6 separate regions of the Mus musculus genome follow, and all the other regions are linked to region 4. The links are chromatin loops, found by intact Hi-C in ENCODE. Cell type or tissue: left cerebral cortex. All regions are shown on one strand.

Region 1 (5,000 bases), 390 kb after region 4:
ACCCAGGACTAGATAATATGGGGCTATAAGAGACAAGTTATAGGAATAAGAAAGTAAATTAAAAAAAATTCTGTGTTCTTTTCATTAACAAATAGGAAAAGAAAAAAGAAAAAGAAATTCAAAGCATCTGTAACAAGAGGGAAAAAAAGCACAAAACCACGATGAAAAGGGACATTTTAGATCCTCTGAATAAAAGACCATAGGGAGAGCTGGAGTTCTGGCTGCTCTCAGAGGACCCTGGTCTGATTCCTGGCCACAAGTGGAGACTCAGAACCGTGTATAATTCCAGTCCCATGGAAGCTAACACCTTCTTCTGGCCTCTATTGGTACTGCGTGCATATGTTGCCCAGACATACATGTAGGGAAAATTCTGGTACACACAAAATACTAAAAGAAGTAATAATAGAGAGAGAGAGAGAGAGAGAGAGAGAGAGAGAGAGAGAGAGAGAATACACATTTCGGTTCTCTAATTGTGTGCACTCTGTGCAGCCCCGCCCCGCCTGTGCCATGAACGGCACTTCTATGGTGAGCATGATGCTTACCTTAAGGGGCATCTTGCAGTACTCGCTGAGCTGTGGCACGTCAAAAACCAGACGACGCAGGAGTTGCTGTAACATGGAAGGTCTCAAATGACTGCAGTATAGAGTAAGAAAACAGAAAGATGGGACAAAGTAAATACAGAACGGTGAAGAGAGGAAGGGAGGAGAAACAAAGGACAATGGGGGGAAAAAAAGCACATATTAGTACCAGCAAGAGGACTCGGTGGGCTAGAATGCTTAGTGTGCAAACCTGTATTTGATCCCTTCCCATTCCAGAAGGGTGCCATGGCACTCCGGCCGAGTCAGCCTGTCAGGCAGGGATGCCTAAAAGCTGCTCATGAGGCAAAAAGAGTTTCAAGGAAGCTCTCCTCCTGGAGTCTGGTGTCCCCTTGATTCTCCATTCCCACGTTAGTCTAGTGTATGGATCCACGTGCTCTCTTTCAGTATCATCTTATTATAAGTGCCTTTTAAGATTGAATTCTGACATAGCTAAAGCCTTCCGCCAGTGTTCCAACAGTCCTAGAACGTCCTTGAGCTAGACAGTGACATTCAGAATAGCCCCTGGTATTACACTATCAATAAAAGCAAAGTCGCTCCCATATACAAGAATTTACAATGGTTTAGGAAGTAGATCGGGCTGTGGTTTTAGAGTATTGCATTATTCATGAGATGGTTAGCTAGAACGGAACTCCCTAGTTAGAACCATGACTTGGGTGTGAAAGCCCTCGCCCTAGGAGTGAAAAGTTCTCACACCTGGCTTCTAAGACTATAGCTGACCTTAGATAGGGCTGACTCTGTCTCGGTTATTTTATTGCCCAGTTCCTGCCAGTCTTTGCGTTTTCATTCCTCTGTTCTGTGTAAGAGTCATTAAGCATCCGGTTACCTCATTTGTACCTTGCGGGTATGTCACCCAACTTCCTTATTGTCTTCTGCATAAAAAGTCTGATGTTCGATTTGAAAAATTATATTCAGATTCCACACGAACTCTCCTGTGTGCGTCTGTTTGTCAATCATTCTACGCTTTGTCCACCTGAGACTAGAGACCCGTTCCACGCAGACAAAGGGGCCCAGAGGGTCTGCGGCAGAGTAGGAGAGACTCAACTCAAGAAAGCTGTTCTCTGATCTCTGCATGTTCCCTGGAGCACAGGAATTTCTCTCTCTCTCTCTCTCTCTCTCTCTCTCTCTCTCTCACTCACACACACACAGAGGCACCCACTTACACACACACATGCACACACCCATTCCGTGCACACCCAATAATAAAACATAAAATTAAAAAAGCAGCATAAATTAGGACTAAGCCTCAAACCAAAGAGTGTCTTAACACAGATCTTAGATAAATCATAGTGGATGGTAAAGCCCCAGTTTGAAAATGGAATGTGGTTAAAATATAAAAAAGAGGCATGTGGTAATGAATTGGGGTACTTAAGGTTAATTTCCAATGGCTGTGCATGAAGATGATGTGGGGCTGTATGCACGGAAAATATATTCAGTGATTATGTGCAAAATACGTAACAGAAAGATGCGGCTGGCTTTATAGCTGTCTCCAGAGACTTCTCAGAACTAAGAATTTTCTTTAAAGACAGTCTCACTATGTAGCTGCAAAGGAAGAAGATAAAGCAGGCCAGCTGCAGAGGTGGAATCCGACTCCACCTGCTGGTATGATCTGAAGGCAACCCTAAAATCTCCTTCATTATCATCTGGTCCAGGAATTTCACATTATTAGAACGATTTCTTTGGGCTTCTTTTTTTCTCTCAAAACAACTCTGTACATGTCAAACACAGAAATTAAAGATTAATTAAAGACTTATCAAATTACTGAGTTCATGGCTGTGGTATTTGGTGCAAGTAAATTCTGAGACAGAGAAAGGAGAGAGAAGAGGGGCTAACTTTTACTTTTCAGATGCCAAGCGAAAGTCAAGAGGTCCCTATGGATTCTCTCCAGTGCATTTAAAAAATATTTATTTATTTATTTAATGCATATAAGTACACTGTCGCTGTCTTCAGACACAACAGAACAGGGCATCGGATCTCATTACAGATGGTTGTGAGCCACCATGTGGTTGTTGGGAATTGAACTTAGGACCTCTGGAGGAGCAGCTAGTGATCTTAACCTCTGAGCCATCTGTCCAGCCTGAGTTATGTTTGTATATGTGTGTGTGTATGTACATGTATGTATATATATACATACATACATATACACACATATATACACACACACACACACACACACATATTTAATTTTAGTTCATGAATCCCCAAATTCCTTTCATAGCCACCTGAGGAGATACGGAGGCAAGACCAGGAACTTCACTGGTAAAGAAGATGCACAGGAGAATTCATCAAAGCACCTTCAACAAGGAGGACAAATACAGGTGACAAGGAACAAAACTTGTCTATTTCACAACCCTTCTTTTTTGTTACTTTTGTTTTTAATGGCTGAGGATATATATTTTTTAATTTGGGAAAATTATGAATGGGCAAAAAGAAAGAAAGAAGAACCCATGTGTTAAAAACTAAGACTTCTCACTTAAAGGCAGAAGTCACAGCCAGTGAAGTGACATCAGGCAGTTTCCAAGTTGGCATTCTAAGCTGAGTGGCTGAAATGAGGAGGTCTCTGCATTTTTACTAAAGGTCTCTGCAAATTTTAAAAGAAGACAGTGTTCTTAATTCCTAAAAACTTGCCTTGTGATAAAAGGCTCTGGGTTAAGAAAGGCGAATCAAAACCCATCCCCAAAGAAACAGTCCTACCTGAATCTAGTAATTATGACTCAAAATTCACTCGGTGTTTCTTATCACTATTCAATGGTAATAAAGGGGGACAACAAATCTCTGACTCTATTGTTGACTGACTGTCCTGGCTAGTTTATGCCATCTTGACACAATATAGAATCACCTGCCAGGAAGGGGCCTCAGTTGAGAAAATGCCTCCATAAGATGGGCTGTGGGGGATTTTCTTAATTAGCAGTTGATGTGGGAAGGCTCTGCCCATTGTGGGTGGGGCCGCCCCTGCCCCTGGGCTTGGTCCTAAGTCTATACTTAGGCTGAGCGTGAGGCCAGCCAGTAAGCAGCACTCCTCCGTGACCTCTGCTTCAACGCCTGCCTCCGGGTTTCTGTCCTGACCCTGTTCTGACTTTCTTCACTGAACAGTCATACCGGAAGTGGAAGCCAAATAAACCCTTTCCTCACCAACGTGCATCCCAGTCACGGCATTTCATTGTAGCCACAGAACCCTAGCCAAGACACTGACTTGTTACAGGTATATAATAAAATACCCAGTTATGAACGGTCTGCCTGTCATACCTGGAACTTAAGTTGGGGAAGAGTAGAGCATTGCCCCCTGAACTACAGAGACAGAATGTGGAGCCTCATTTCAGGTCTACTTGCCCCAAACTCTGGTTTCTTTGAAGATACACCTAGTTCTGACCAGTCACATGAACCTGGCTTTTCTATTTGGAGTTAATTCTGAGACACTCAGTGTCTTTCTTGATGTGGCTCTAACCTGAGGTCAGATTCAGCAAAAGCTAGACCAAAGACAGCAGCAGTTCTTCATATTGGTACAGCATTGACGCTGACAGAGAGGATTTGTTCTGTAGGATCACCTAGTCCCATTGTCTCCAGAGGAGAGATGCGGAGGCCCACACCGGCAAGTAATGAGGCCAGAATTCTTCCTTTCGAGGTAGTGAAGCAGATAACTCCAGTCTCCATAACTCTTAGTGGGTCAGTGTGTCTACAAAGCTTTTTGTCTATCTTGCAAGACTATGTCCTTTCTATTTAACCTAATTTTCCCCCCAGTGATACTAACCTTAGGATAAGCGAAGTAGTCAGTGTGGTTGCATATAGTTTTGGAAGGGGATTGTCTTAGTTAGGGTGTCTATTGCTGCAGCGAGACACTATGACCACGAAGAAATTCGGGGAAGAAAGGGTTTATTTGGTTTACATTTCCACATTGCTGTTTATCATGAAAGGAAGTCAGGACAGGAACTCAAGCAAGGCAGAACCTGGAGGCAGAGGCTGGAAGCAGAAGCTGATGCAGAGGTGATGGAGGGGTGCTGATTACTGGCTTGTTTCCCATGGCTTGCTTAGTCTGCTTTTTTATAGAACCCAGGACCACCCATCCCAAGGATGGCACCACCCACAGTGCCCTGGGCCCTCCCATCAATCACTAATTTTAAAAAATGCCCTACAGTTGGATCTTCCTGAAGCATTTTCTCAATTGAGCTTCCTTCCTTTCAGACAACTCTAGATTTTGTCAAATTGATATAAGACCAGCCAGCACAATATATTGGAAAGAAAGCCCATTTTGAGCCCTGAGTCTGTGTTAACTTCTAACCCTATACCTCTCATGTTGGGCAAATGGTACTTTGCAGTGAAGCCTCTGGGCGTTAGAAGGTTACAAAGAGAATGTAGGTTACCTTTACTCAGCCTTTATATTTGAAATGTGTTAGGCTGTTCCTTACC
Region 2 (5,000 bases), 77 kb after region 4:
ATTTTAACGTCTCTTAGTAGGGAATCAGGAAATCTATATACTGGGGTACTTGGTAGCCTTATTTTAAGAATGAGGAAACATTTATATACCATTGGGATAATTTACAGCCAAGAGCAGCACTAGCTCTAGCACTAGGGAGGTTGAGACAGGAAAACTGCCACAAGTTTGAGGTTAGCCTGGGTTGCATAGTGAATTCTGGGGCAGACTGAGCTATGGTATAAGACCCTGTCTATAAAACATAGACCAAAAACAGAGATTTTTTTTTCCAAGCTACATTAGGGAAAAAGGGCAAAATGAAGAACTGCATTTGTAGTTTGCTATTAGATAGATGGTGTACAAATATATACATGTAAAATAGAGATGCATTATAGCTGCATACATTTATATATTTATATGTATTATAACACATTAATTTTAATTAAATTACATATTGAGGTAATTGTGATGGCTCACAATTTATGTCAATCCTTCCAGCATTTCAGTGGCTGAAGAACAGATAAAGTTCAAGACCAGTCTGGACTGTAGTATGAAATCCTATCTAAAAAAAAACTCACGATGGGGGAGGAATTCACAACATACTGGTTTTATTTATATAATAAGCACTATTTATATAATAGTGTGTGTCAAATAAATATACATTATGTTGCATATTATATTTATTTAATATCAAGTATATGGATGTTGCTCACATGTATGTATGTATGTGAACTAGCCTGTGGAGGTATCAGATCACCTGGAATTTGAAGAGCTATAGTGTGGGGGCTGGGGACTGAACTCAGGTCTTCTGCAAGAGTAACAAGTGGTCTTAACAGCCGACTCATCTCTCTACCCCCATATATGTATATTTTTAATTTTATGTTTTTGCTTATAGACTATTTCTGGGCACAGAGTCAAGGGATGGAGATAGAGACCACTAGAAACATGCATAAAGTTAGGTGTATTAATTTCTGTAGCAAGAAAAACTCTATACCAGAGAAACTGAATAGAAGAGAATTAGTAGAAGAGTATTAGTAGAAGAGAAGATGGATGAATTTTTACAGTATTTAGGCCTCTGCTCAATGACTGAGTTATCTAAGGCAGGTAAGCATCAACTCTGAAAAGAATATGTTAGCCAACGAAACAGTGAGAAACGAAGCAGGGTTGCGGCACTCTTGGTAAATAAGAATTAAGAACTGGAAGAAGGATGCTAGACGCGGCATGGCTTTACGAAGGTAACTGTTTTCTGGTGGTCTGGCCATTTGCCCTGTCTGTGTCTTAGGTATTTTATTTACCATTTATAGTGAGTGCTTCACTTTCTCAGTCTGCAACCTTGTTTGTTAAAAAACCAAAGCATTAACACAGAATGAAAATAAACATTCTCCGCGAACTTAAACATGGATCACCATTTTTTGATATAGATTTTAAAAAACTTTTTGTTTTCCTTTTCAGCCCAAATTGTCTGCATTTCCACTCTCCATCGGGAGCTTCACTCTTTTTTTTTTTTTTTTTAACTTTTCTATGGAGGCAGAGTGCACAGGGTCTTTTACGGAGATATGTGGTAGAAAGGAGACTATTTAGAGCTAGCAAGAACCTTGAGAAAGTGATAGGGTCGATGTCTGAATGTTGTTAGCTACAGACACAGCACTCAACACTTCAGATCCTCATTCCTCTCGGTCTCATGGTCCTTTACGCCCACGATAAGACCTGCAACTGTGGACGCCACAGCAAAACTCTCTGCCAGCTTTACTTCGCCTTACATGCCCTGGCATCTTTACTTAAAAGCCTCGCCACCTTTTAAGCCCCAGCCCTGGGTCATTCGGAGCGTTGATCCTGCGCCCCTTCTCCTGATTAGTCAGCGGTCACAACTTCTCTCCGGGGCGTGGACAAGCTCCGGGCCGGATCCGGCTCGGGATGATGACGACATCGGCTGGCGACGGTGGCGGCAGCTTTAGCGGCCTTGCGGCGGGGTAGGACTTCCGGGCCGTAGGCCTGACTCCTCAGAGCTGCTGTCATGGCGGGTGCTCTGTGGGGTTTCTTCTCCGTCCTGCTTCTGTTATTATCAGGAGATGCCCACAGCTCGGAGGTGCCTGGGGCTGCTGCCGAGGGCCCGGGAGGTAGTGGGGTCGGCCTGGGAGATCGTTTTAAGATCGAGGGACGTGCGGTTGTTCCGGGGGTGAAGCCTCAGGACTGGATCTCCGCGGCCCGAGTGCTGGTAGACGGAGAAGAGCATGTCGGCTTCCTTAAGTGAGCATCCCGAGGGCAGCAGGAAAGCGATTGGGGCGGACGCTGGAAGGGTATCCAGCTAGGACAGCTGTCAGGACCCTCAGTGTAGCTGTCAGAAACTGAAGGCACCGGCGCCACTAACGGTTTGTGCTGGGAGACCTTGAGAGGCAGTCAGGTACTTCAGCAACGAGGATGGCGGACAGTGGTCCCAGGCGCCCGAGACCTATGCGGTCATTTATTTGTAGCCGTATTTTGGCTCCAGTGTGAGACAGATCATACTTGGGCCCAGGGGAGTCTCATTTATCTGTTGGGTTTTACCCGCTTTGCATTTTGTCTAGTGTTTCTGAAACCTAGTTGCTTTCTCCATGTCACTCTTCTGATAGCTTGGTGTTGTGTAGAAAGATGCTGAACAAGTGGGAATTGTCAAAGCCCAAAGGGCTCCCAGTGATGACATAGACTGTAAGGCTAATGGTCCTGCTTCTAAAATTAATGGGCCCAGAAGTCCCTAATCAAAGAGTGCTTTTTTGGGGCCCGAGTTTGTGATTATTGTTCTTTTTACAATTGAATTCATCGAGGGATTTGCGATATCATAGTCGTCATTTAAGTCAGACCAGGGTTACTCGAGATTCCTTACGCCTAGTTGTTCTTTTCTTGTTCTTAAGAGTTTGTGATTTATGTTTAGATTGGAAGGTGGGTTGAATTTCTTAATGCTTTGTCAGCAGTCCGTTTTCATTCTTCAAGCCACGAATATGTTTTAAATTTTGCCATCAGTATTTGGAGTTGAAACTATGAGTTGAAAGAAAATATTTCTTTGCTGGCTTTATAGACCAACTTCAACCATACATCTTAAATGTGGATGTTTCAACTTGAATTGCTTATTTCTGCAGATTGTTGATGTTCCCTTGTGGGATATTCAACCTCAGATTAATAAATAATGGCAAGTTGACAACCAATATTTTAATGTTATTTGGCATTAGGGTATTGTTTAAATTTTGTCCTAATTAATGTTTCATTAGTAATAAATTCCCACTAGGATGTGGGAGGTAAGGCTTAATTGAGTAGTCAACTTCTGCCGTATGCAGCACATTTGAAAACCTCCTATTTTTATTTTGAAGATATTTTACAACTTAATATAGATTGTTAGATATGTTTAGCCTTGCACAGTGACATAGACCTAGCATCTCAGCTACTCAGGAATCGGAAGCAGAAGGACCATAAGCTAAAGGGTACTCTGAACTATTTCGTTGAGACCCTGTCTCAAAGAAGAAGGAAAAAAAGCTGGTGGTACAGTGTTGTGGTGGGACTTAGTATGCAAGAGGTCCAAGTACAAATAAATAAATGTTTATTGAAGAAAATATAAATAAGATATTTTCTTTTTAAAAGATGCAACAGAAAGATAATAACCTTTAATGTTTTATAGTAAATTTTTTTCTGACTCTGTAGAATCATATGACTTGTCTTTAAGAGTAAAGCATATAAGACCATAATTTTCATTTAACATTTATGAACATGTTTTTATTCATGCTCTTATATTCATATAGAGGGCTAATTGAGAGTCGATGTGGTTTTTATGGTGATAGTCTTTTTTTTTTTGTTTGTTTTTAGGCTTTTTATTTTTTGGCTTTTTGAGACAGGGTTTCTCTGTGTAGCCCTTTGCTGTCCTCGAATTCACTTTGTAGACCAGGCTGGCTTTGAACTCAGAATTTCGAATGCCTCTACCTCCCAAGTGCTGGGATTAAAGGAATGCGCCACCACTGACCGGCTTATGGTGATAGTGTTGTTGGAAATAGGCTTGGTAATTTGTCTTATTTTTTTGAATAACCAGCACACAAGTTTGACTATATTTTTGGTTTCTAGGGAAGTAGCTTGGAACTTTACTAATGGAGGTGAGAGGAAGTGGGTTAAAGAGCACTTAAGCCACTTTTCATATCATAATGTGCATATAAATCACAACTCGCTTTTCCAGTCTTCTGCTTTTGGACAGTTAGGTGGTTGCCAGGTGTTTTGTTTTGTTTTGTTTTGTTTTATTTTGTTTTGAAATTATAAGCTTATATACTACTTACTTGTGACTTTTTAAAAAATAATTATTTATTTATAATACTGTAGCTGTCTTCAGACACACCAGAAGAGGGCATCAGATCCCATTACAGATGGTTGTGAGCCACCATGTGGTTCCTAGGATTTGAACTCAGAACCTCTGGAAGAGCAGTCAGTGCTCTTAACTGCTGAGCCATCTCTCCAGCCCTTGAATATTTTTTAAATACATAGTTTCACTGTGGTTCATACAATCACGTCCTCCTGTGCTCACTTCCTCGTGAGATTACAGGTATCTCCTAGCATGCTGAGATTTGCTTTTTCATTTAGTAATTCTGGTTCTATTTGTGTTGAATAGTCATCAGTTTCTTTTTTTTCCCCTCTGCTCAAACAAAAGTGTCTTGAGGTTGTTATCAGTGTCTATAAAGAAATAGAAGATGACTGGATGTAATATGCACACTTATGTCCCAGCTCTTGGGAGGGAGGCAGTAGCATCATGAATCTGAGGCCATCCTGGGTTATATAGTAAGACTTTTGTCTCCAAAAACAAAAGAGCAGAATATGCACCAAAATTAGAATAGTTCACATAGAGTTTAATCAAAGGATTAAAACAGTCTATTCATCGTGATATAAAGAAACATCAGATTATGCAGTACCCTGGAGCTTACAGCCTCAGCAGTATTTATCCTATAATGCATGAAAGCCAAACTAACATAGAAATTACTACCACCTCTGCTAGAGGGACAAGGAGGGGAAGAGGCTAC
Region 3 (5,000 bases), 100 kb after region 4:
ACTTGGGAGTGTCATAGTCATTGTTTTCAGTCCGAGGGCTCACAAACGTTTCCTTGGTCTCTTGGGTATTGAATTCCTTCCCCGGGCTTTCCTTGGCCTCATTCTTGCAGACCACTTGAAAGACAGGGTCAGTGGTGGCCTTGGCTTCGTCCTCTGAAGAGGGGCAGCTGCTACAGTTGGTAACCTGCTCAGCCTTTTCCCAGTCAGCACTTAGATCAGTGGCCTGGGTTGGCTTTCCCGTTGTTGAGGTGCTTCTACGGGAGGATGACCAGGAGGCCTGGTTCCGTACTCTCTGGGCCAGGCTGGGTCTAGGGCAGCTAAAGAAAGATCTGAGCAGGGTCCTGTGAGCCGGTTTTCTCTTCTTGACTTCTGCCACAGAATCGGAACCTTGGAGGTCAGCCAGGTCCTTGGTTCGTTTCTCTGTTTCCCGGTAGATCCGGCAGTAGAGTATGGTCATGACGGAGACAGGGATATAGAAAGCGGCAATGGCGGTCCCAAAAGTGATGGTGGGCTCAGAGAGGAACTGGATCTGGCACTCATCAGGTGGTACTGTCCGCTTCCCGACCAAGTACTGCCAGCAGAGGATGGCTGGCGCCCAGAGGATGAAGGAGACCAGCCATGCCAAGCCGATCATGATGCCAGCCCTCTTTGGGGTACGCTTGGCTCGGTATGTCAGTGGTCTTGTGATGGAAAAGTAACGATCAAAGCTAATCACCAGAAGGTTCATGACAGAAGCGTTGCTGGCTACATAGTCGAGTGCAAGCCAAAGGTCACAGGCCAGACTCCCGAGAACCCAGCGTCCCATGAGGATGTAGGTCGTGTAGAGGTTCATGGAGAAGATGCCAATGATGAGGTCTGCACAGGCCAAGCTGAGCAGGTAATAGTTGTTAACTGTCTTGAGCTGACTGTTGACTTTGAAGGAGATCATGACCAAGACATTGCCGACAATGGTCATCAGACTGACCACAGCGGTCACAGCTGCAATAGTAATGACTTCCCACAGTCCATGGCGTTCCAAAGCCTGGTGATTTACTGGGGTGCCGTTGACAGTGGTTTCATTGTGATAAGACTCCCCTTCCATCCTGGCTCAAGAAATTACACTCAGATTTGGTCCAAGGTTTGGCGCTACTCTCTGTTTGGAGCTACCTCCCCTCTTCTTGGCCAGTATCTGGAAGAAACACAAACAGGTCAGTTCCGCTCATCACACACACTTCTGCATAGTTTTCTTTTTCATTTAGGGTTCATCATTGCTAACAAAATTATGAAGTGCACGTAGAACAAGATGCTGAATTGTTGAACCTTTTTCCCCACTGAAGAAATTAATTATCAAAACTATTCATAGTGTTGAAATACTTAAGGTAAGTATAAGGTAGAAGGCAAAATACATTTTGGATAACATTCTAGAAATATATCTGTACACATCATTGCATTGGATAACAGTATAGTAATATATGTATATAATTTTTATCATTGCAAAATTCTTCTGCCTAATGAATTTTGGACTTTGACTATAAAAATTCAATTACATGTTTTTCAATGAAAAATTCTGACATTTTTACACACATAACAAATGAATTTTGTCTTCCTGTCTCATTGCCCTCTCTCATTCCCTGCTTCTCCCACTGAAACCATTCTTCATCCATAGAAATTGCTAGGCCATCAGTAGTAACATTTTTATCAGGGCTATTCTTTTAAAAATGTATTAGTTCTTCGAGAATTCCATATGTTGTATTTTGATCATATTCACTCCCCCAACCCCTTCTAGACCCACCCCTCCTTACCCACCCACCCACCCACCCAACTTTGTGTCTTTTACTTTTTTGTTTGTTTGGTTTTTTTTTTGTTTGTTTGTTTGTTTGTTTTTCGAGACAGGGTTTCTCTGTATATCCCTGGCTGTCCTGTAACTCACTTTGTAGAACAGGCTTGGCCTTGAACTCAGAAATCTGCCTCCCTCTGCCTCCCAAGTGCTGGGATTAAAGGCGTGTGCGACCACCAGCCCTTTTTTAACTGTATAATCCTTTTGCTTTTTCAAACAGCCCTCAATGCCTGAGCATCTTTCATATGTGTGAAACTGCTGCCCTCTTGTGGCAATTTTATAAAAGGGGGGGGGGTTGAGAAGGTAAGGGAGAAAGAAAAGAAAAAATAGAATTGCTTAAAAGGAAGGGAGGGGGAGGTTGGAGGGAGAAGGAGGAGTGGAGGGCAGGAATGGGGGTTGGGTGGGGGATAAAAGTGGAGTTGGGGGAGGGGGAAGGTGAGTGTGAGTGTGACAGACTTGAATTTGGGACACATAAACTGGACATGAACACCAGATGTAGCAACCAGAAGCAGTAGGTTTAAAACACAAGTGCTCACAGTGGGTTAAATATCAGGAAGAACTCCAGAACTCCTGTCGAAGGAATGTGTGAAGAAACAAAGTTTTAGGCAGCTCTTATTAAGTGACCTGTATTTCACTTCTTTTGACTGATAAAGAAGAAGTGCAGTCCAAGGTTCATTTCATTGAAGAGATGACTTCTCATTGTGTCTGAAGCGATAATGTTAGGAGCAGGATTTCAACTGACTGGCTTTAAAAATGGTGCTTATTAGTGTGCTAAGTGCCTTGGAGCATAAAAGAGATGTGCCAGCACATGAATTGAGAGGCTTAATATTACTCGGCTTTATCAACCATCCAGGAAGAAAGTTGGGCCTTCAGGGACAGAAAGGCCTATTCCTGAGGATATTAAATGGCTGCACTGTCGCTGAGGACAGGAAAGCCGGTGAGACAGTTTAAATTCGAGGACTAGACAGGGAGTCACTGGATGTGTGTGTGTGTGTGTGTGTGTGTGTGTGTGTGTGTGTGTGTGTGTGTTTGTGAGAGAGAGAGAGAGAGAGAGAGAGAGGGAGGGAGGGAGGGAGAGAGAGAGAGAGAGGGAGAGAGAGAGGGAGAGAGAAAGGGAGGGAGAGAGAGAGAGAGAGAGAGAGAGAGAGAGGAAGAGAGAGAGAGAGTGTTTTCCTCCCAGTTCTGGGGTGAGGGTGGGGCTCCTTTTCCTTCTGTCTTATGCAGTATTCTCAGACTTCTGGAAACTTACTATTTTTCTATGTGTGCCATGTCATAAAAAGCCTTGGAAATACTGCTGTAGATAGATTTATGGGAAAGTCACAAAGTCCAGAATTCCTTGGCAGCAAACTCTTTCCAAAAGAAGTAAAAGCAAAGATTCTATATTCATCTTTGCACTCCTAATGAACACATGTTTTCCTGTAAGCAACAGGAGGAGAATGTCTTGAGGAGACAGCAATCCCCTGCTTCAAGCAAGGCTGACTGATCTAGGAAGATTAGGACTGATGCTTGAGCCTGGGTTTAGTTCCAAGGAGATCAGAATGTATCTTGTTAAATTGTTTGGGGGCTGCGGTGGTCAGAAAGCTGTGTGGACATGGGAAAGAGGACGAGGAGGAGAGTGGTTATGTGTGCATGGATGTCTGTGCACCATGTTTGTGCAGGCATGAAGTGCCCTTTGGAGGCTAGAAGTGGGAGTCGTCTCCTAGGAATGGAGTTACAGACAGTTGTGAGCCACCGTGTGAATGCTAGGAATTGAATCCTGGCCTTCATGCAGAGCTGCGAGTGCTTTTTAAGTGCTGAGCCATCTGTCTAGCCTGGCCTTTTCTTATTTTTAAAGAAAAGTGGAAATAAACCACATTTTCATGCTAATGAGAATGGCACATTAGAAGGTAAAACTGATACATGGGAGAACATGCTAGAGTTTCTGGTCTCCAGATAAGTGAGCTGGCATGGGGCCTAACGTGGCAACAGAAGTAACTGCCTGGGACTGGAACTGAGGTCCAACAATAGTATCCCAAGGGAAGATGGAGTATAAGAGTACGGATCCCAGCTGCTGTGTTTAGTGATGGCAGGGCTGGAAATTATCTTCTGATAATGTCTGTTACAGAAAACCTGGTCAACAGCTTAGAGTGTGGAGGGCAGTAGAAATTTGCAGTGTATATTTTAGGGATGGCTCCATCAATTTTGAGTTCTCTAAGCCTGAACCCTTGAAGCTCTTTAACAAATTCCATTAGAGCCTCATGGGCTTTGATCGTTCTATCACCTCTAGAATAAAACGGGCAGGAACTTGGGGCTTACAGCATAGGTACTGCTAGAATCCCTCTGTGTCCTGTGAGTACCCCTAAGTAGTAGATGCAGATGTTTAAAATACATAACAAGTGGAACGTCAGACCTGGCGATGCAGGCCTAAGAGCTCAGGTACTCTGGAGGCTTAGATAGAAGGATGGACAATTCAAGGCCTGTCTGGACTCCAGAGTTAGGAAAAGGCCAATTTATTGAGATGCTGGTTCAAAAGAAAAAGGAAAAAGAGCAGATTTCTTTCTAAGAAATCCTACCAATGTTTTCCACTCTTCTTTTTCACACTTCTTATACTCTCCAAGTATAAGAAGGCAGCTGAACTATTTTAAAAGTTGGCCTGATTACAGAAAATTCAGAAAGATGTGTTTGTTGTACGAGACTTATATTTGTAGGGGGTCAACGCTTTGTTTTAGAACTGTCACAAACAGCCAGGACGTGGTGGTGCATGACTTTAATTCCAGCACTTGGGACATAGAGTCAGGTGGATCTCTGTGAGTTCAGAGCCAGCCTGGTCTATCTAGTGAGGCTCTCCGCCAGTCAAGGCTACATACTGAGACCCATTTCTTCTTTCTTTCTTTCTTTCTTTCTTTCTTTCTTTCTTTCTTTCTTTCTTTCTTTCTTTCTCTTTCTTTCCGAGACAGGGTTTCTCTGTGTAGCCCTGGCTGTCCTGGAACTCACTTTGTAGACCATGCTGGCCTCGAACTCAGAAATTCACCTGCCTCTGCCTCCCGAGTGCTGGGATTAAAGGCGTGCGCCATTGCCGCCCAGCTCGAGACCCATTTTAATGGACAAAGATAGATAGATTAGATAGATAGATAGATAGATAGATAGATAGATAGATAGATAGATAGATAGATTGACCATCACAATATTTGTTTTCTAAATAGTG
Region 4 (5,000 bases):
GTGTGTGTGTGTGTGTGTGTGTTTACATGTGCAAAAACTGGGTAAGGGGAGATCAGAAGAAAACTCACAGGAGTTGGTTCTCTCCTTCCACCCTTACATGAGTTCCATCAGTTCTGGATCTCATATTTATTTGATACAGGGTGGCAGTCCTGGAATGTGTTTTGTAGACCTGGCTAGCTTGGAACTCAGAGATCTGCCTGCCTCTGTCTATATTCCTTCCCCACCCGCAGTGCTGGGTTTAAAGGCCAGCGCCACTAGCTCCACAGCCCTCCTCCCCATTTTGAGTAGTTTACCTGCTGGCCAGGGAGGCCTGGTATTCACCCACCTGTCTCCACCTCCTCATTACTGGGATTAAAGGCATGTGCCATCACTGCTAGCTTTTAAAATACGGATTGATTCTGAGGATTGTATTTGGGTCCCTGTGCAAAGCAAGTACTACAGACAAACGGAACTATTTCCCCAGGCCCATGCCACACGTCTTTAAGGAAAGAAAAGAAAAGAAAAGAAAAGAGGAAAGGGGGAAGGGGAAAGGAAAGGAAAGAAAAGAAAAAGGAAAAGAAACTTTATTGAGTATCAAGAAAAAAATTCAATTTATTGATAGGAAAGGTATTGGTGTTCTCAATATCAAAATGGTACAATTTGTATTTCAAAAGTTGCAATATCAAGACATCTTTCTTTATTCTATATGTTAAAATACAAGAACCAGGATGTAAAAGCACAGGGTTTTTCTACACCTTCCTTTGTTCTGACATAACTACACAAAGACCTGTTGCATTTATTAAAAGCTGCAGGCACTAAGCTGGGCAGGATTCTGAGCCAGCCTGGCCAGTCACCTCCCAGCCACGTGGTGTTACCTGCCATCTTGGTCCCCCCCCCCCCTCCTTCTTCTCAATGGAGACGCCCTAGCGACTCTCCACCTTGGACCCTCTCCCGGGGATTGGAAGTCTTGCCTTAACTCTCCTCCTCAACTTTAGGCTGATCAGATCTTTACTGACCAATCAGAAAATGATTGGGGAACAAAGTTCTACAAAATAAGGATTCAGGAAATCCTTCATCATAATGACAATATCAAAATCCGGACTGCACCCCAGACCTCCGGGTACAGAAATCGGCATTGGAATACACAGCGCACAAAAACATCCCTCAACACCGGGACACCTTGGCAGCTCATTACCGGTATAAACCTTAAAATCTGGGTCTGGATTTGAGAGTTTATATTTTAATAAGTTCCATAAATGAGCACACTGAAGATCTCTTCTTACTTTTAGGCATCTGGACGCCTTACTTTCAATAAGATTTTTCTGTTAGTAAACCAGATTTCGAGTCTCAGGTCTCTGCCATTTGCTACCACACCGCCCAGCCTCTCCTGAGGTAAGGAACATGTTTTTTCTCTCTTTATTCTCTTCTGCCGAGGGCCCAGGAATAATCTTTATTGCATAGTGGGCCGTCAAGAAATTCATGTTTAGGATGATGAAGAAATACCTTGAGTGAAAGTGACTTCATGTGCGTTACGCTTCTATTTTAAAGCACCACCACCTACTTGGTAGAAGTCATGTTTAGGAAGTATTCTCTCTGGCCTGGTTCCTCTCACTGGCTCACCCAGATGGAGCTTGCAGGTGTGGCTACACATAGAGGCATGTGCCTGCTTGTGCTTGGTATCATCTGAGCAGCTCTCAAAGACATTGCTCACACAAAGTAGTCTAGAAATATTTTCCCATTCCCATAACTGGCTGCTTCAATGTTTTCATTGTTACTTTTTTTTTTTTTTTTTTTTTTGATTAAAGCTAGGGCCCTGTTGTTGCAGAGGACAAATATATGACATTATACTTAACTAATGGCCTCTTAGCTCTGAATATCCACATCGTTTAGAATATAGCTTTCATGACCTCACTCAGTGTGGTGTATTGCAAATACCACTCTTTCTGACTTTCCAAGCCACCTCCTGTTGTCTATAACACCTGGAGACAAGTCTGCTAGGTGCATAGGAAATCCTTAAACATGTTGATGAACTTAACTTAAGCAGCCATTTCCTTAAGACCTAAGAGTTCTTTCAGGAGCATATAAAAAAGTGAGCCACGGGATGTATGAGGAAGACTTGCATCAAATGCCCTACTTGCTTGGCTGCTGTACTGGGGACAACAACCACAGAAGACAAACTTAGTCTTATCTTTGCTACCCTTGACCAGTGGCTTAACCTGAGCAGGCTCTGGTCAAGGGAATTGCCCTCAGTAACTAAAAATATGTCAGGGGCAGAACCAATTCTAATCTTTTGTTGTTGTTTGTTTGTTTGTTTTTCGAGACTAGTTTTCTCTGTGTAGCCCTGGCTGTCCTGGAACTCACTCTGTAGACCAGGCTGGCCTCGAACTCAGAAATCCGCCTGCCTCTGCCTCCCAAGTGCTGGGATTAAAGTCGTGCACCACCCTGCCCGGCCCAATCCTAATCTTATAGTCTTGTTCCCAACCGAAGAAGACTGAGCTTGCTTTCTGAGGAGAGGACCTATATTATACACATTTGTCTGAAGACTGTTGCAGCAGTCTGTGAGTTTTTGGGTAGGGAGGGTGCTGGGAGTTGCAAATTTTTCGGTTTTTTTTTTTTTTTTAAATAATAAAGTTGATAAAAATTGTTAAAAGAGATTCTGGAAGTGTGACACGTAACAGAAAACAAGACAGTCAGAAATTATGTAGTGTTTACCAGGAGCCACATACTCTCCAAATTACTTTGTATGTATTAACCCATTTGCTATCCCCAGCAATACTGAGGCAGATGCATTTTCCTCATTTCCATTTTACAGATGAGGAATTCAAAAGCACACCGTTTTGTGACTCGTCCAAAGTGGCACAGTTCCAGAGTCCACGCTTTTAACCACTATACCCTGGTGGTTTAAATGAAAATGAATATTCATCTTCTCCTGAACGATTTTAACAGCAGATTGCCCCACGTGTAGATTGTCCCTTACCCGCAGGTCCACTGTTCTTGTGGCAAAGCGTCGGACGCACCTGTGGACACGAGGGGGCGCCGCCGCCCCGCACCCTGGTCCCCCTCCGGCAGGCATCCGAGGGGGCGGAGTCTGAGCTGGGTGGGGCCCGGCTGGCCGCCCACGGGGTAGCTATCCCGGCGGGCCGCGCGCGGCGGTGTTTGAATGGCTGTGAGTGGGGCCCGGCTGGGGATCCGAGGGACGCTCCGAGCTGCCGGGAGCGGTTCATCAGCACAGTGGCTGAGCTTGGGCGCTGCGGTACCATGAGGCGCCGGTAAGTGACGGCCGGACCCGGTTGGGGCCTTCGCTGCTGCTCGCGCGGCGGGCTTCTTGAGCAGCTGGCCGGGCCCACCTGCAGGCCCCGCGGCAGCGGCCTTTCCGGGGCTGGGCGGCGGGGTCGGGGCGGGACGCAGGCGGGTGGGGCCCCCGGTCTCCCGCGGAGCCCCCGGGCGAGCGGTTGTCTGGAGGTTGGAGCTGCAGGCCTCGGGGGTCCTGGCAGGAGAGGCATGGATCAAACCTACTGTCATTTATTTATCTTCGGGTGGAGTCGACATCTGCACCCTACGGGGAAAGACGGGGCGCGTGAGAAGATTGCTCTGCGAGGACAGGTTTTCCCCAGAGCAGCCTAGGCCCGGCTGAGGCATTTCCTTATTTTTCTGAGGAATTTTTGAGTCCCAGACAGATCGGCTTTTGTTTCTAAGGACAGAAACTTGACATAGCCGCATAAGAATCATTGACTGCAACTTTTAAAACCTCGTTGTGCTTTCTGAAAAGTTATTCCGTAATTGTACCTAGGTGCTTAACTGAGCTTAGGCATGGAGATAACAAAGAGTTGATTTGTTTTGTACTGGCTTCTAAAGTCCCTTGAAAACAGCTATATCAATTTCTTGGCAGATCTGGAGAAAAAAGTAACTGGAAGAGATAATTCTATAATTATTGCCGATTTCGTACTTAACGAGCTCGCTGAGACACCAGTCCACCTAATATCTGAAACTTTATACAAAATCATTCAGGATTTTTCCTCTCTCATATATTTTTGGTTGTGAGCCTAGCCTTTAACGGCTGAGCCATCTCTCCAGCCCTCTTCTCTCTTTCAAATCAGCTTCTTCAAGTCAGAAGTTTATGCATGGAGGCTTTTTGCTTGGATAGTAGCTGGACTTGTAATAAGCCATAACGAGTAATAACTTACTTATTTTGTTTTCTGTGTGCTAAGAGTTGTTTTAAGAGTGCTGCTTTGGAATAGGTAGTATTATCATCATTTTGACACGGGAAAAAGGCACGGGGAAGTCATCTTAGGTAGGGTTACATAGTTATTTGCTCCACAAAGCCACAGGGCCGCCTCCTCTGCCTTGATCTTACTAATGTCCAAAGTGTTGTTTCATTTGCTTGAGCTTCGGAGATATTTATGTGCGTACGCCTCTGTGTACACTACACATGAATGAATCCACACACCAACCACATTCCCTGCTCGTATTGACCACGATTAATTTTTGTGTTTGAGGGAAAAAAATGTTTCTAAGATAAATAGAAATAAGGTTTATGGTTTCACTTTTCAGAGACCAGAGAACAGCTGGAAACATGATTCTTTAAAACTGGGTACACTATTTTGTATTTGGAATGAGTATACTTCATAACACCTTGCAGAGAAACACCTCAAGAGTAAGCTACCTTCAGTAGTCAGCACTTATTCATATGGAAACCTTGAAACTTCATTCAGCAATTACTGAGGTTTCTATTGCCTCAGTGTCCAGCACAGTACTGGATCCAGTGAGCTATATTCAAGAAATGTGCCAGGCAACAGGTATTAGGGAAGTTAGTTTGGTGTGAGATTAGTTACAAAATAATATACTCTTCCTTGGGGCAGTGATGTATGATGATCTGGACTGGGTAAATCTGCTATACAGCTAAGAAATGAAGGGCTTGTGTAAGACATTTATAGAAAGGGAGGCAGGGTATTTTACTGAAGAAACTGTTCAAAGACTAGGAATCCAGACCAAAAATTACTTTTAATGGGAACAGTAAGTTA
Region 5 (5,000 bases), 71 kb after region 4:
TCAGATGAAAATCACATGATCTTACGCATATGAAATCTGGGGCAGTTGAGCTCATAGAAGCTGAGAGTAGAATGGTGAGTAAGGCTGGTAAGGATAAAGAGGAGAGCTGGTTACTGTGGCTCCCACATATCATCCCAGTACTCAAGAGGCTGAAATAGGACTGAAAAAGTTCAGTGTCAGCCTGAGCCACACAGTAGGAATTTGACTATCCTGGACTACATACACTACAATGTGAGACTCTTCTCTCTTTCTCTGTCTCAGTCTTACACACAGAAAGAAGTGGAGGAGGAGAAGGGAGGAAGAAGGAAGGTTTATCAGTGAGTACTAACTTATGCCTACATAGGAACAAGAGGCTCAGAGATACCTAGAAAGAAATCTTTGGAAATTTTTCACTAGGAAGAAATTACCAATGTTTTGAGAAGATAAATATGTTTAAATGTTATTTAAACATTAGGTAACATATACATGCATAAACACTTCATGGTCCCTTACTAATATGTACAAACTTTGTATCTTTCTCAGCTAAGATTTTTAAAAGAGAAGAAAGATATACCTGAAAAAAAATGCAGGAAAGGGGATGACGAGATTTCCTCACAGAAAGGCCAACAAGCTCAAAAGAAATAAAACACAGAGCCTGAGAAAAGATCTATGGATGTAAAGAAAATGCAACTCAAGGCCACCCACACCCTGATCCATGGCTTCTATGTGAACCAACACAAGGAACCCCAAAGAAATAAAAAGCAAACATAACAAGGTCTAACATGGTGTAGACAACCTGCAACACTGCCCTACTGGTAGCAAAATTAAATGGTACTGCCATCCTGGAAAACAGCGTGATACCTCCATCTAAAGCAAAAAGAGAACGGCTGTCTGACCCAAAGGAAGGAGAGGCAGGACTTCACAGCTGTGTGTAGGCCCCTCTTCATACCCACAGTAGCAAACATGGAAGCAGCCTGAAGGAATGGGCAAAACATACCATGTACATTCAATTGAATCCATTCACCCAGTTTTAAAAGAAAGAAAATTAACATATGTTCCAATATGTATGAACCTCAATGATGTTGCTGTGCTAAGTGAGGTAAGCTACACATGAAAAGACACCTTCTGTAAGCCTATTTAATGAGCCCCAGATAATTCACAGGAACATAAAGGAATTAAGTGGTCATCAGTTGGTTGGCAAGGGAGGACAATGAGGTTTTTAAATTTGTTTTGTTTTGTTAAAGATTTATTTATTTATTATATGTAAGTACACTGTAGCTGTTTTCAGACACTCCAGAAGAGGGCATCAGATTTCATTACAGATGGTTGTGAGCCACCATGTGGTTGCTGGGATTTGAACTCCGGACCTTTGGAAGAGCAGTCGGTGCTCTTAACCACTGAGCCATCTCGCCAGCCCCTTGTTTTGTTTTTTAATAGATGTAGTTTCAGTTCCCTAAAATAAAAGGGTCTGGAAGGAGTCTTGCTCAACACTACATAGAAACTTACGTCAACTAAATGTGAACTTCAAATGGTTGTGACAGTAAATTGAATGTGTACTTTACAACAATTTTTTACAAAGTTTAGATTCAAATGAAGACATCCTGGAACTACAGCCATTGTACTTGTGCAGTTGTAAACAGAGGCTCAGTGCTTTCTAAGGGCTGGCATGTGAAAGGCAGAGCCCAGGGACTGACTGAATAAAGGCTCAAGCTCCCTGGGTGAAGCTCAAGTTCAACTGCTGTGTTGAACATGGCATGTTCTGTGGCTGCTCTGAGCTAATCCTTTAAACTAGACCCCCATGGTGTCAAGGACATTCCTACACTGCAGCCCAAGCCAGTGAAAAGCTGTGCCCACTAGAACAGTCCAGGCTTAACACACAAGAATAATCAGTGTACCATAGCTTCTTCCACCTTAGATGTTGGCTTCTCAGCCACTATTACTCAAACACAGTACAGTATTGAGAAATACATTTTAATATTTACAAAGCACTTGATCTAGAATATGCCAGGAGACCTAGGATATTATCATTTCCTACAATCTAAGATGTTTCCTCTTCATGTTTGTAAGTTATTTATCATATTTTATTCTTCCTCAATTTGTTTTTCTTTTAGTTTTCACAGAATTTGATGGAAGAGATAAGAAATTCAAGTAAAATGAATAAAGTGAAACATTTCCATTATTATCTATTTCTGGAAGACATAGAAGCATACTAACTTCCCTATGTGAAAGACAGATGATTCATTTCACTGCAAAGAACTTTAGAGATAGCTTTTGAGAGTTTGAAACCCAGAGTCCTAGGTGGGCAACAGACATTAAAAATATACAAAAGAATTGACTACAGTCTATTTGAGTGAAAGAGATTAGCTTAACTGTTTGAAGTAAATATGATTTGAAAACTCAAGAGGGCAAAAGTCATCCCCAAATAAATACCAGAGTGTTTGGGGATTAGCATAGCTGAAGTTTCCTAGGAATTACAGTGGCTACTCTATTAAAAAAACACTGACTTCCCTTTTAACCTTTCTTCTATTTAGAAAGCTGGTACATGAAAGTGGCTAGAGGATCACCATGACACCACACAAATACTAACAAGCAGAATACTGAGACAGAGGGAAATGGCCAAACCCATCCCCAAATATGTCAGTAAGTGATTAGGAAAACTCCAGCAAGGGAGGATAATTGGTTTTGGAGAAGTGCTGATTCAAATTTCAATAGTTATATAGTTATATGTGTATATATGTGTGTATATATATGTATATACGTATGTATATGTATATATACATATGTATACATATAACTACATGTGTATAACTATACACACATATATGTATATGTATAAATAATACTTCAGCTTCTTTAATTAAAAAAATTAACTACAAACTGTTGCAAAAATATCAAAAACACAAAGAATGCTTTTACAAAAAGGAAGAAATAACATCTGAATGTGTAATCCAACACTCAAAAAAATTCTTAAATTCTGGATGTTGTTCTGTTTTTTCCCTATTTCACACTCCTCTCTGCCCCCGTGTGGCAATAACAAGAAAAGGCTGGGGGCCCAGAGAGAAGAGAGGGTGGAAAAGAGCAGGTCTGGGTGACGAACAAATCACCTCCACATTTCACATCATCATTAATAACCAAGGATAAGTAATAGCTCAGGTAAGTACCACCTGCTTGACGTCTAAACAGGAAAACCATGGAAAGTTGGGAAGGAGTGACTGTAAATTTACCTCATCACTAAATTTTCTGCGGCATTGTTAAAGGAAACTGAAAAGCCTTTCCTGGTACAGTCCATTAGCAAAAGTCAGTTTTCTGGAAGATAGAAGAAGAGAGAAGAGTTTTTGCAATTTTTGAAGGGTCAACCTTCCAGGATGTAAAGCAGCAAGGTTAGTCTGTCTGAACAAGCAAAGTACATCAAACTTAAGGTCTTCCTAGAACAGTTTCCTGTGCTTAGTTTCTATATTAGACACAGGCCCAAGGGGGGGTATTGCAAGACTGCCTCTCCTATAATTTGGAGTTGGGTATCTATACAAACCATATCCTACTTAGAAAACAGCAGATAACAGACTTCTACCATGTCTGAAATGAGCCCTTAGACTTGTGTCCTCTGGTCAGTGTGTGGAGTCCTGCGTTTGACAGTCGAGGATTTCCAAATACTAGATGCTTTGCTAAGTGACAGTAGACTAAGGACTAAGGTAGAGCGGGAGACAGATCTCAGTCGGTGTTTGCTGCTTGTCTTCTTCCGCTCATACTCCTACAGAAAAAGCAACTCCCACGTTCCCCTCTTCATTTTCAGAACCGGTGCAACAAAGTATCAACAAAGAAGAAAAAAAATACACTTGAAAAAAAAATATAAAGACTTGCTTTGAAGTTATTTTTATTTGGGCATATTTGTAACATTTTTATCGTTTTATAGAGGTGTTAGTTTACTTTGTGTTTTCTAAAACCACTCTAGCAGTTAAGGATTGGGGCACTGCTACACAGTCTCATATTTTAACGGTGATTCAATAATGGTTATGTCTGCCCTAGCTGGATTTGAAATAACCCTGAAACTGTCTGAGGGCTCAGCCCTCCGGCAAAGTGAACCTGGTGATCAGTGATGCCATTTTGGCGCTTTTGTCTTTGATGGAATGTCTTCCTTGCAAACACATGGTTTTCCCCTAAGTCTGCAACACAATGCAGATCCCATTCGTGGTGAGGCAGAGAACAGAGACCTTGGTTGTTGCATTTAGGAGAAGGATGGTGTACTGGCTGGTTTTGGGTGTCAACTTGACACAGCTGGAGTTATCACAGAGAAAGGAGCATCAGTTGGGGAAATGCCTCCACGAGATCCAGCTGTAAGGCATTTCCTCAATTTGTGATCAAGGGGGAAAGGCCCCTTGTGGGTGGGACCATCTCTGGACTGGTAGTCTTGGTTCTATAAGAGAGCAAGCTGAGCAAGCCAGTGGAAGCAAGCCAGTAAAGAACATCCCTCCATGGCCTCTGCATCAGCTCCTGCTTCCTAACCTGTTTGAGTTCCAGTCCTGACTTCCTTTGGTGATGAACAGCAGTATGGAAGTGTAAGCTGAATAAATCCTTTCCTCCCCAAGTGCTTCTTTGTCATGATGTTTCTGCAGGAATAGAAACCCTGACTAAGACAGATGGGGAGAAAAGGTCAAAGATTGTGGGGCCAGGGAGCTGAGGGACTGGGAGTGGGGAGTGGGGAGTGGGGAGCTGGCCAAGAGCAAGAGTTGGGTTGAGGTTTGCCAAACCCTGGAATTCTAATCCTAAAATTGACAGGGGTAGGATTGCTGCCCCACCCCAAACCCGAGGCCTATGTTCAGCCTTGTCCCCAACCTCAGTAGCCAAACTTCCAATCCACTTATAAAGTCATGTTTGGCAGCATCTGGAATTTCCTTATGCAAATGAGGTATCCCCAGTGCCCAGGCCATGGACAATGATGTAACTCACCCCAAAAGCCCTTACCCGCCCCCTACGGTTTAAGTAGCCTTTGTTCCCTTATTAAAAGAGCTGTCTCCCAAGAGTCT
Region 6 (5,000 bases), 97 kb after region 4:
CCCGAGTCCACACAGCTCTTTTTGTACATTGAGGGCCCAAGGGATGGATGGGTATTTGGGAAGTAATCACTGTTGATGAGTCAGAGCTTTAGAGAAAGTGGTGGATATTTTTTTAAGACATCAAAATACAAGTAGATGCCTGATTTTTTAAAAATGGGTGCAAACAGATGCTGGCAAGGATGTGGAGAAAGAGGAACACTCCTCCATTGTTGGTGGGATTGCAAGCTTGTACAACCACTCTGGAAATCAGTCTGGCGGTTTCTCAGAAAATTGGGCATAGTACTACTGGAGGATCCAGCAATACCTCTCCTGGGCATATATCCAGAAGATGTTCCAACCAGTAAGAAGGACACATGCTCCACTATGTTCATAGCAGCCTTGTTTATAATAGCCAGAAGCTGGAAAGAACCCAGATGCCCTTCAACAGAAAAATGGATACAGAAAATGTGGTACATTTACACAATGGAGTGCTACTCAGCTATTAAAGACAATGAATTTATAAAATTCCTAGGCAAATGGATGGATCTGGAGGGTATCATCCTAAGTGAGGTAACCCAATCACAGAACTCACATGATATGTACTCACTGATAAGTGGATATTAGCTCAGAGACTTAGAATACCCAAGATACAATGTGCAAAACACATGAAACTCAAGAAGAAAGAAGACCAAAGTGTGGGCACCTCCCCTTCTTAGAATTGGGAGCAAAACACGCATGGAAGGAGTTACAGAGACAAAGTTTGGAGCTGAGATGAAAGGATGGACCATCCATAGACTTCCCCACTCAGGGATCCATCCCATAATCAGCCATCAAACTCAGACACTATTGCATATGCCAGCAAGATTTTGCTGAAAGGACCCTGATATAGCTGTCTTTTGTGAGGCTATGCCAGTGCCTGGCAAACACAGAAGTGGATGCTCACAGTCAGCTATTGGATGGAACACAGGGCCCCCAATGGAAGAACTAGAGAAAGTACCCAAGAAGCTGAAGGAGTCTGCAACCCTATAGGTGGAACAACAATATGAACTAACCAGTACCCCCAGATCTCGTGTCTCTAGCTGCATATGTATCAGAAGAAGGCCTAGTCAGCCATCATTGGGAAGAGAGGCCCCTTGGTCTGCAAACTTTATATGCCTCAGTACAGGGGAACACCAGGCCCAAGAAGTGGGAGTGGGTGGGTAGGGAAGCAGGGGTGGGGGTGGAGGGGATATGGGACTTTTGGGATAGCATTTGAATGTAAATGAAGAAAATACCTAATAAAAAAATTGGAAAAAGAAAAAAATGGGTGCAAACACTGAAGAAACGGCTAAAAGAAATTTTAAGGTTTTTTTTTTGTTTGTTTGTTTTCATTTCTTTGTTTTGTTTCTGTGCCAGCAGAGGTGCAGATTGCAGGAACTGGTTCTCACCTTCTACAACATAGGTCCTGGGCATGGGACTCAGGTTTGGAGGCAAGCAACTTTATCCACTGAGCCACCTTGTTGTTTGTTTTGTTAAAGAATAAAAGGAAGAAACAGAGACTATTAACTAGGCCATGATGGAATGGGATTTAAAAAAATGTTGGGCAGAGGGACACTTCTTTGAGTAAATCTGTTTATAGTTTTGGTTTTTATAAACATTAGTATTTTACTTATTTACAAATATTAAGTCAGGGTGGGGGTGGCTAATGATTATTATCCCAGTACTCAGAAAGCTAAGACTGAAACGAGGAAAATACCTAATAATAAAAAAAAAAAAAAAAAAAAGAAAGCTAAGACTGGAGAACTGTGAGTTCCAGGGGAGGAAAAGTGCAAAACCATTGTGGGACTGAATCTGTACATTACATCGTTGGCCAGGTGAGCGCTTGCTTAGTATGCAGAAGGGCCTGGAAATGAAAGGCAAGGAAAAGCTGAGGCCCTCCCCCAGGTTAAAGGGTTCTAACCATGCCACGGCAGTGTTCTCCTTGATCCTAGATTATCTCCTGAATGGAAAAAGAAATTCTTATAGTAAATAGCATTTGTACAAAGTGTTGAAATTTGACTACAGTCTATAGACTACAGAACAACATTGTAGCCAGGGCAGTTCTCCTGCTTTTTGAATTCCTGCAGTGGTTACATAAAGTAACTCTGTTCTTAAGAAACACAGTGAGATGGGAAGACAGCCTATTCTCAGAAAGCTGAGAAAAACATTGTGTGTACATTTTTTAAAAAATGAGAGAGTGCCCATTAATGGGACAAAATTTTAATGCGTTTGTAAAGTAGATGAAGGGTAAAAATTTGTTTGTAGTACTTATTCAGCTTTTATATAAGTTCAAAATTAACTTCAAAGGAGTTTGTTCTTTTAAAAATGTGCTTCTGGCTCTATTCCTAACACTCACCCACTCATCTAGATTTTCTTAAATCAGCGGAGAGCTTGCATAATGTTGAACCTCACTGATGAACTGACAAGAGGAAGCTGGCGATTAAAATCACTTTCAGTGGTGGTGAAATGACGTGACAAAGTGGAGCTGTTGCCTTTGGTGCAGGGTCTCTGTCTGAGAAGAAGAGTTGTGTTTCTAGGTCTGTCCCTAGCCCTTGTGCTACAGGAGAAAGGAAGAATTTTAGCCATAGACTTTTAAAATCATCATTATTTAATCTTAATGTGGTCATTGGTAACTGAAATGGCAAATCACAGAAAGTAGCAAGATGTGTATTCCATAGTTTTATCCTATCTTAAAGGGGAAGGCCATGCAGAGCTGGGTAGGACCCTGATACAGATGGGTCCATCATGCTAACCAGAGAGCATTCTCCAGTTTTAACACTTTCCATGGAATCACTGTGTGGTTACATTTCTTTAGTATCCAGAACGACACAAGTACAGTATACTTTCCTGTGATTTGGATATTTACAGTAAACACCCATATACCCAAACCCAGGGGTTCAGGTACAGATTTAACAATTACAAAGAACGGACAGCATTATCCTCAGAGGACTCTCACCAGAGGGTCAAAGCAGAGGCCCACTGATGACGGGCTTTGTTTTGCCAAAACATGAATGGAAAACCAAGATTCTGGGACTTGTCACCAAATGCACAGCCAAGGAGAAACAAAGCACATTATTGACAGCATGTATCATTCAACAAATAGCTAGTTAAAGCTGGAAATAGTTCATCACAGACACAGCTAAGGACGCAGGGGCCCAGGCCTAGGGTCTGGTCAGCTTGTGCCCCACCCACTTCCCAGTCCCTGTACTTTACAATTGGATGTCTGCGTTCAGAAGGACCCACTCAACAGCCTGACTCTAGGAAACCTTTGTTTTCTCAGGTAGTTTGGGGGTGTGCTTTGTCTATGCTAATGGACATGAGGAGCCCTGTACACATGAATGCTTTCCAAAATCAATGATAAAGATCAATTTCTCAAAAGATAAGTGAAAAGGGTTGGTTCTGTGTGACAGTAGAGTGTTCCGTGTGTCTCGAGGAGCAAGACGCTCCCCATTCCAGTTCTGGGTAAGTTTGCTCTAACTGGCTTACCTCTCTGTTGTGAATGCCGAGTACTCAGCACAGCGTTAAAAATGCCATTTTCATGGAGAGATTTCGGATTCTGCCAGCAGCCAAGACTTTAAAGGAAAAGAATCAAGCATGTGTGGAGCTGGTAGAGCAGGTTTTTAAGTAAAGCCACACCCTTCTGGTATCATGTAGGCCTGGGAACCTCTGTCTCGGAGATTTGAGCCAATTAGTATTTCTACTAAGTTCTTGGCAGGTGTCAACCTGCTCTTCACCAGGGCTCCACAACTAGGTGCATCGAACATGTTTCTCCTCAACATGAGATTCTGCAGGGATAGGATAGAGGGCCATCTGGACTAGCCTTGTCCTGTCCAAGAGTCTCCCATCCTGAAGCCTCCTTGGTATGTAACTCCGTTCTTTTGGATCAAAGGAAGAACTCAGATACACACCTGATTCTCAGGAAACCAGGTCAATTCTTTTTTCCATCATCTTAGAAAATGGGGTTAAAAGAGAGCTGGCTTCCATTGAGTGAAATGAAATCCAGAATTTTTTTTTTCTTTTTGAAATAGGATCTTGCTAGAGACAAAGCTGTCTCTACCACTCAAGTGCTGGGATTACAGGTATGTTCCACCACACCCAGCTAAAGTGTAGAGAATCTTTTAACACAGCATCAAAAGATATCAGCAGATTTAGCTATAAAGTTTCCGGCAGGAGTTTCCACCTGTCAGTTGTTCGTGAACCATTGCCCTGCTTTTACCCTGTATCTTTCACTAACTTGACTTATTATTTCATAGCTTTAATTTTCTTGGACATGTATTATTTTCAGAATCATCAAAGAAGCATCTGAGTTCACCTTTCCCCAGTCCTGTCTGTCTCTTAAACTCAAATGCAGCAGGGCTTTGAGCGTGCCAGGTAAGCGCTTTCTACTGAGCACCACTGCACTTCCAGTTGGTTTATATAAAAATACTTGGATAGTTCAGTTAAATTCTGTTTTTAAGTAATTCCAGCATACAAATGTATGTCTGTAATTTTGTTTTTATATCATTATAGCTTACACTTCTTTTTTAAAGCTGAAACTTATATGTTTGCATTGGTGCTGTGGGTTGAATCCAGTGCCTCCTGCATGTGTGGCAAGAATGACATCACTAGCTGGGCAGTGGTGGCACACGCCTTTAATCCCAGCACTCGGGAGGCAGAGGCAGGTGGATTTCTGAGTTCGAGGCCAGCCTGGTCTACAGGGTGAGTTCCAGGACAGCCAGGGCTATACAGAGAAACCCTGTCTCAAAAACCAAAAAAGGGGGGGGGGATGACATCACTGGGCTCCCCATAGTGAAGCTTCCATGTTTAAGGACCATGGCCAGCTGCACTGAACCCTCAAGCGTACTTTTATGAGCTTCTCACTTTTGGGTGAATTTGGATAGGTCTCAACAAGGAAGTCATTTTATTTTCAAATATAAAAGACCTATAAAGAAGAAGAAGAAGACATCCCCCTCCTGTTTGTCCAAGTAGCACACCTATCCCACACAGGACAGTGACCTGTGTAT

The links. Hi-C counts contacts between places; a loop is a spot of excess contacts. Peaks named below come from ENCODE experiments on the same cell type or tissue, not always from the same donor. Only the 100,000 strongest peaks of a DNase experiment are listed, where the experiment ranks them.
Region 1: a loop joins it to region 4, with 7 times the contacts of the local background. A loop is called at or near these places in 5 of 42 quality-filtered maps.
Region 2: it touches region 4 in a loop (4-fold over the local background); 23 of 42 quality-filtered maps call a loop at or near these places.
Region 3: a loop joins it to region 4, with 8 times the contacts of the local background. A loop is called at or near these places in 31 of 42 quality-filtered maps.
Region 5: a loop joins it to region 4, with 7 times the contacts of the local background. A loop is called at or near these places in 22 of 42 quality-filtered maps.
Region 6: it touches region 4 in a loop (3-fold over the local background); 30 of 42 quality-filtered maps call a loop at or near these places.

The regions. Positions count from the first base shown.
Region 1 is chr2:112,765,697-112,770,696 of GRCm38, forward strand. Ryr3 (ryanodine receptor 3) reads right to left here. Exons shown (of 104, transcript NM_001319156.1): 49 at 543-633. Among named protein-coding and RNA genes, the nearest start is that of Gm22676, 270 kb to the left of the region's middle. In left cerebral cortex, a CTCF peak has its summit at 2,194 (motif pointing left); a DNase peak (open chromatin) is centred at 2,170.
Region 2 is chr2:112,453,078-112,458,077 of GRCm38, forward strand. It overlaps Emc7 (ER membrane protein complex subunit 7), which reads left to right and starts at 1,948. Exons shown (of 5, transcript NM_133749.2): 1 at 1,948-2,223. The coding sequence starts at 1,991. In left cerebral cortex, a CTCF peak has its summit at 4,340 (motif pointing right); a DNase peak (open chromatin) is centred at 1,904; H3K4me3 peaks cover 2,313 bases; H3K27ac peaks cover 1,333 bases.
Region 3 is chr2:112,479,689-112,484,688 of GRCm38, forward strand. Chrm5 (cholinergic receptor, muscarinic 5) reads right to left here and starts at 1,129. Exons shown (of 1, transcript NM_205783.2): 1 at 1-1,129. The coding sequence starts at 1,081. In left cerebral cortex, CTCF peaks have their summits at 2,077 (motif pointing left) and 2,282; DNase peaks (open chromatin) are centred at 2,073, 3,114 and 3,558; H3K27ac peaks cover 1,397 bases.
Region 4 is chr2:112,376,110-112,381,109 of GRCm38, forward strand. Katnbl1 (katanin p80 subunit B like 1) reads left to right here and starts at 3,102. Exons shown (of 10, transcript NM_024254.3): 1 at 3,102-3,248. It also overlaps a transcript of Emc4 not described here. In left cerebral cortex, a CTCF peak has its summit at 3,002 (motif pointing right); DNase peaks (open chromatin) are centred at 3,050 and 3,496; H3K4me3 peaks cover 1,798 bases; H3K27ac peaks cover 1,104 bases.
Region 5 is chr2:112,446,793-112,451,792 of GRCm38, forward strand. No RefSeq gene overlaps it. Among named protein-coding and RNA genes, the nearest start is that of Emc7, 5.7 kb to the right of the region's middle. In left cerebral cortex, a CTCF peak has its summit at 3,011 (motif pointing left); DNase peaks (open chromatin) are centred at 3,016 and 3,716.
Region 6 is chr2:112,473,123-112,478,122 of GRCm38, forward strand. No RefSeq gene overlaps it. Among named protein-coding and RNA genes, the nearest start is that of Chrm5, 5.2 kb to the right of the region's middle. In left cerebral cortex, no CTCF peak of the experiment used is centred here; DNase peaks (open chromatin) are centred at 96, 2,113 and 2,343; H3K27ac peaks cover 1,564 bases.